Linked DNA regions of Homo sapiens: region 1 is linked to region 2. A link is a loop called in an ENCODE intact Hi-C map of the cell type or tissue named here. Cell type or tissue: natural killer cell. All regions are shown on one strand. Each heading gives the region's core, and the rest is flanking DNA. Links, peaks and the distances in the headings are about the cores only.

Region 1 (2,916 bases), core at 207-2,706, 55 kb before region 2:
GCCTCTAACCCTGTGTTTTGGAACACATACATCCTCCCCGCCACATTTGTCATGTCTTGAGTTAACAAACTGAGGCAACTTAAATCCTGCTTCCAAGAAGATGGGTTATGAATGAACAAATATATAAATAACAAGTAAGTCAAGTGAGGTAAAGCACAAGTTGATACTGCATTGCTTGAAGTTTTGCATCACTTTTTCAAGTCTGATGATAATAATTTTCATAGAGAACAGCTTCAACCAAATTTGTTAGACCATCAAAAGATACGAAAATATATCTCACATTTCATTTCAGGGTTTGGTTGCCAACATGAACCAAAATAATAATTTGCACATTTTTTTCACATTGGTTTATCTTTCAGAAATTGTAGTGGATCTTAATTAAATCAGGTACAGCAGTAAGTTAAGACACTTCTGAGAGAGACCACCCTCTGAAGCAAAAAAAAACACATTATCTGACATGTACAAGAGATAAAAAAATCACATACTGACAATCTGTGGACCACTAACTTTCATAAATTAGCATAATTTGATTTCACATATGTCATCACTTAGATAATATCAGATATGTTACAATATAGTCCAGTGGATCTTCACTTGTTTCTAAAAACACCAGGGCAGTGTTTGGGAGAGGCCGGGTCACTGCACTTTCAATCAGATTCTCCCTTTTAGCAATTGTGCCACCTGTCTTCATTCTTAACCTGAAGATTTAGTCTTTTAGGGTTTCTTTTGCACTTGGGGTACTTAACATGCCACTATGCATATTGTAGATTTATAGATACTTTTCAACTGATACTGCTCCCACAGGCAAACATGCCTGGTGAAACACTTGTTTCTTTTTGGCAAACAAGAAATGTTTGCATAAAAGACTCGTGTCTGGAAAAATGTCTTGAGAAATTGATATGCTACTCTAAGCCCCAAATCTCCTTTTCACTTACCTTCCCCCTGCTGCAGGATGACAATCCATGGGCCTGTGCTTTCTGATAGTGAAAGAGAAGAAAACTCATAAATATAGTGTCTACCATGAGTCAGGCACTAACTATGCATTTATCTCTTTCTGCTTTACCCTATAAATGGTTATTACCATTAAAAGTCATGTGAGGAAACAGAATTAGGGAGTTCAAACTGAGCCAGGATTTCAGTTCAAGTTTTCCAGATCCCAAACCCTGTTCATCAATTACTTCACAGTTGGAGAGATATGTGTGGAAGGAACGCAGTTCCCAAGTATAGTCTAGGTCTGTATAATATAGAGAATCTGTATCTCAAATGGCCATATAGAGGATGCTGGGTATTGCTTTCTAGGAATCACAGAACATATTAAACGAAATAAAAAGCAGATGAAATGGTTGATTTGCATATTCTAAAAAGCATTGAGTAGTCAGTGACAACACCTAGCAAAATAATCTGTGAGGAGCGGGGCTAGTTGAATCTGAATATCAAATTATATCTCACAATTTACTTTCTTTTTATTTGTCTTTCAGTGACACCAGGAGATTATACATCCATGGGGCCATTTGGGCCATGCACTTCAGAATGACAATCATTGCCGTCATGGCTGGCCTATTGCCCTGCACATGTCAGGGGGAACACAAAGAGTTTCTAAACCTGCAGTAAGTTAGAGAGAAGACTGGGTCTTCCCTGCATTGGGTCTGTAGTGTTTCGGTCAGGGGCTCTGTTGAGACAGCCTACTCCAGTCTCAGATTGGACCACACAGGGTTGGGCCTGGTTTGTGGGTGTCTTTCTCGCAGGTGAAACCATAGCTTCAAGAGCTCCTGTAAACTCCCTTCAGATCTCATATCACAGGAAACTCAGTAATAGTTGGGTCTCTGCACTCTTCTCTCATTACTAGGAGAAACAAAAAACACAGAAGTCAACAAAACACTATCTGCTTGAGAAAACACCCTTGCCATTCCATCAGATGATACAATATACTGTTGCCATTTACTGCAATAGGAAAGTCTGGGGAGGAAAATAATACATGCTTGGAGATTGGGGGAAGGGAGTGGAATTGGAATCAATAATTTTTTTGGCTACTTGTCAGACATCCAAAAAGAGAGGTACTGAGCTAAATGTAATGGTATAGATATGGTTGCTACTATTGTTCTTGCTATTTTCTAGGTGTGGCTGGTAAGGCCTTGGACATGAACAAGTCCTAGGTCACTCTAAGAAGGCAGAAAGCAGGCCAGGACTACCCAATTTGAACCAAGTGTGTGGCCAGCCCCTTGGGATTGGTTCCAGCTTTCAGAGTGAAGAGTAGGAAATTCCAGCCTTGGTTCAGCAGGTCCTTCTATTATAAGAATTTACTAATCTAGTCAGAAAAAAAGCTAATCTCTATGTCCCACATGCCCATATGTGTGATGGGCATACCAGGGAAACTGCTCTGATTAGTAAGGGATTTCAGAACAGTTAGGAAGCTGTAGAAACAAAGGGCAGTAAATAGCTATGGGAAGACAACATGGGTAGATGGGTCAGAAAGAAATGCAGAGAAAACAGTCACTTTTTGTCCCCACCAACCAGAGACAACTACTATTAACAGTTTGGTGTATTCCCTTACAGGCTAATATCTGCTCATCTTTTTCATTTGCTTCACATAGATATAATATGTGTGCTCGATTTTAAGCTCTGTCTTTATAACTTAAGGTAACACCAGGAATATTTTTCTGCTCTGTGGTTACTTTCTTATCACGTTCTGACACTTAGCAAGATTCCCTGGTTCACTACCACACTAACCATCAGATCACATAGGGGTCTGCAGATTTTATTTATTTTACATGGCCAGTCCCACGAATTAAAGGAACAGAAAAACAAGAAATTATGATTTAATTGATCTGTTAGGTTTTGAACTTCTATGAGGTTCCTGTTGCTCATTTAGTATCTAATTAATGAAAGTAATTTAATTATCTGCCTTCCTTTTCTTAA
Region 2 (2,916 bases), core at 316-2,815:
AAAGAAAGGAAGGAAGTAAGGAAGGGAAGGAGAGAGGGAGGAAGAAAGGAAGGAAGGAAGGAAGGAAGGAAGGCAAGCTAGGGAGGGAGCTAGGGAGGGAGGGAGGGGAGGCCAGAAAAAGGGATGTGTAGAAAAATAGCAAGTAACCAAGAAAGTAGAGAGAGAGACAAAAAGGAAAGCAGAGGGAGACAATGTTCAACTGCATACCTAGGCTTAGTGTTATAGTGGTAATTATACTATTGCTTATATTGTTATAGACATAAAGAATAAGCAACACTCTCAGCTGTGATCTCTAGATATATGATTCAGTATAAATATCCTTCCCATTTGCTGTCCAAAATATCTCGCTTCGCAGTTGGACCCTAGGTGTACCTGTTGGTCCGAGGAAGCAGAGTGAGTGGGCCTCCCCCATGTCCTCGGAGAGCTGAGAGAGTCTTGCTCTCAGCCAGGCTGCTTGGCTGAGGCCTGAAGATGACAGCTTGTCTTCAGGAAAGTCCTGGGGGAGGGTGGGGAACAAGGTGCAGCTGCTGCCAGGAGAGTGTGATATTAGGGGAGAGATCAGGAATTATGCTGTGTTTCTCTTTGTACAGAATACAGTAAATTCGGTGGCAACAAATGAGAGGGGGCTGGTCTATCTTGTGTACCAGAAGCAGTCACAAGGCAGATTTTCAGTGTGGTGTAGGGCAGGTGTGAATCACTGTGCCTGTCCCAGGTGGCACAGTAATAGATCCAGAATCATTTTCAATTAGATTTTGCAGTATCAATTTCCAGCTCCTCCTCATGCTTGCATAAGTAAAATACTTTCCTCTACTGATTCTTGATTCCAACACAACCCTGGAGTAGTAGGGGTCATAGTATGGAAGATGCTGTGGGGCCTTCCCCGCCTGGTGCAGGTACCAGTGGATGTAGAAGGTATTTATTACAGTAAGATCACAAGTGATTACAGCAGATGACCCAGCTGGCCTGGTGACTGACTTCCTTCTCCCTTGCAAGTTGGAAGATTTCTGACTGGCTGCAATGGGAACAGCACAAAATATAATGAGGAACTCCTTAGAACGGCACCCCTTGCAAAATGAGAAAACAAAACAGAACAAAATAAAACCCATCAGCCTCTCTGTAGGCAGCACACTTACCAAGAGGCAGGAAAGCTAGAAGCAGGGCTGGGGCCCACCGCATGCCTTCCTCTCTGGGGTCTTGGAAGGAAAGGGACCAGATGAAGAGGAGCAGAAGACGCTTTCAAAACTCAGGTCCCACTCAAACAGGAAGTGTTCCCTAGCACAGAAGGCAGTAGGAGGAGCTGGTCTTCCTGAGTCACAGGCAGGGAGAAGTGATGGAGGATCTGTCTTAGGGGACTCCCCAGCCTTCCTCCCAGAGGGGTGGTGTCTGGGAGGACCTGCAGAGGAGCTCCTGCCTCTCTGCTCAGGCCCCTTCTCCAGCGCCATCTTGTGGCAGCAGAGAGCAGGCCCTCTGCAGAAGAGAGCCAGGGGCATGGAGAGCTCAGGCCTCCAGCAGAGGGAGTGCAGATGTGGGGAAAGCTGACCCTGGCGCCAGCTGGCCAGGGCCATAGGACGGGGCAGTCCACAGCAGGCTCACACCCTGCCCTTCAGAGTTTCAGCAGTTGATGCTGCTTCCAGGGCCTTGTCCTGTCAGGAAGCTTGATTTGGTCTTTCAACTGCTTTCCTTTTCACATTCGCAAGGACACTTGGAGGCAAAATACCCAGGGCCACTCTGAGAAGGCCTGAACCTGCTTTATTAACAGTGTAACACCTAAGGTTCTTGCCTAGCCACGCCATAGAATTGGTGTGGCGGCTGACCGCAGCGAGTGATAGAAACACGGACCGAGAGAGAGAAAAAGCTGTAGGCTTTATTGAGCAGAGTGAAAGTACAAAGCTTCCAAAGCATGGAGGGGGTCCAGAATGGGTAGCCAGAGTTAGATTATAGGATTGCCTTTTAAACTCTTCAAGGCGGGAAATACCTGAGGCGGGAAGATGTTACCAAAGCGAGAAACAAAGGCAATTAACCATTTGTAACATGTCTTAGATCTTGAGGAAAACCGGAATTGCAACTTAGGTTTTATCTACTTTATGACCTTGCAGCGTCATGGCAAAGGAGACAGGATCTTACAGGACTTTACAAAGTATGTTTACAAGGAATTGGAATTGGGAGTATAGATAAGGTCTGCTGGTTACAGAAAAACGGGCAGTTAACGTTATTTTACTTTAGTTTTGGGGCAGGGGGAAGGAAGAGAGGGAGAGAGAACACAGGGAAACTTACAGGAAAATTTTCGCTGTTCATAGCTTTCATGGGGAAGAAAACACATGCACAAATCCTGGTGTTCGGAATATTTTAAGCATATATCTTCAATATTATTCATCCAGGACCGAAGTAAGTCGTGATGCAGGAAATGAGTGCGTTTCACAGCTTGCTGAGCCCCTACTCGACCCAGGAAGCCCAGCTGGCCCCTCCTCTCAACAGGAGTGAGAATCAGGTATGTTGGTCGGCCATGGACTCTCCTCAATGGTAAATGGGTGTGTGGGGGTCAGGAGGGGGTGTGTGTGACCTTGTGTTTGTAACCTCTTTGTTAGAGGATTTCTGTTCATTCTCAAGTAAAAAGGCCACATCAAGTAGGAGTGTGAGATTGGCTCACGCCTGTATTCCCAGCACTTTGGGAGGCCGAGGTGGGCAGATCACGAGGTCAGGAGATTGAGACCATCCTGGCTAACACGATGAAACCCTGTCTCTACTAAAAATACAAAAAAATTAGCCGGTTGTGGGGGTGGGCACCTGTAGTCCCAGCTACTCAGGAGGCTGAGGCAGGAGAATGTTGTGAACCCGGGAGGTGGAGCTTGCAGTGAGCGGAGATTGTGCCATTGCACTCCAGCCTGGACAACAGAGTGAGACTCCGTCTCAAAAAAA

Evidence for each region. Peaks named below come from ENCODE experiments on the same cell type or tissue, not always from the same donor. Only the 100,000 strongest peaks of a DNase experiment are listed, where the experiment ranks them.
Region 1: a loop joins it to region 2, with 3 times the contacts of the local background. A loop is called at or near these places in 1 of 110 quality-filtered maps.

What each region holds. Positions count from the first base shown.
Region 1 is chr7:38,279,202-38,282,117 of GRCh38, forward strand. It overlaps TRG. Among named protein-coding and RNA genes, the nearest start is that of TARP, 7.0 kb to the left of the region's middle. In natural killer cell, for the core only: no CTCF peak of the experiment used is centred there; a DNase peak (open chromatin) is centred at 1,740; H3K27ac peaks cover 2,500 bases.
Region 2 is chr7:38,334,339-38,337,254 of GRCh38, forward strand. It overlaps TRG and the pseudogene TRGV7. Among named protein-coding and RNA genes, the nearest start is that of TRG-AS1, 5.6 kb to the right of the region's middle. In natural killer cell, for the core only: CTCF peaks have their summits at 1,475 (motif pointing left) and 1,677; a DNase peak (open chromatin) is centred at 1,433; H3K4me3 peaks cover 2,119 bases; H3K27ac peaks cover 2,500 bases.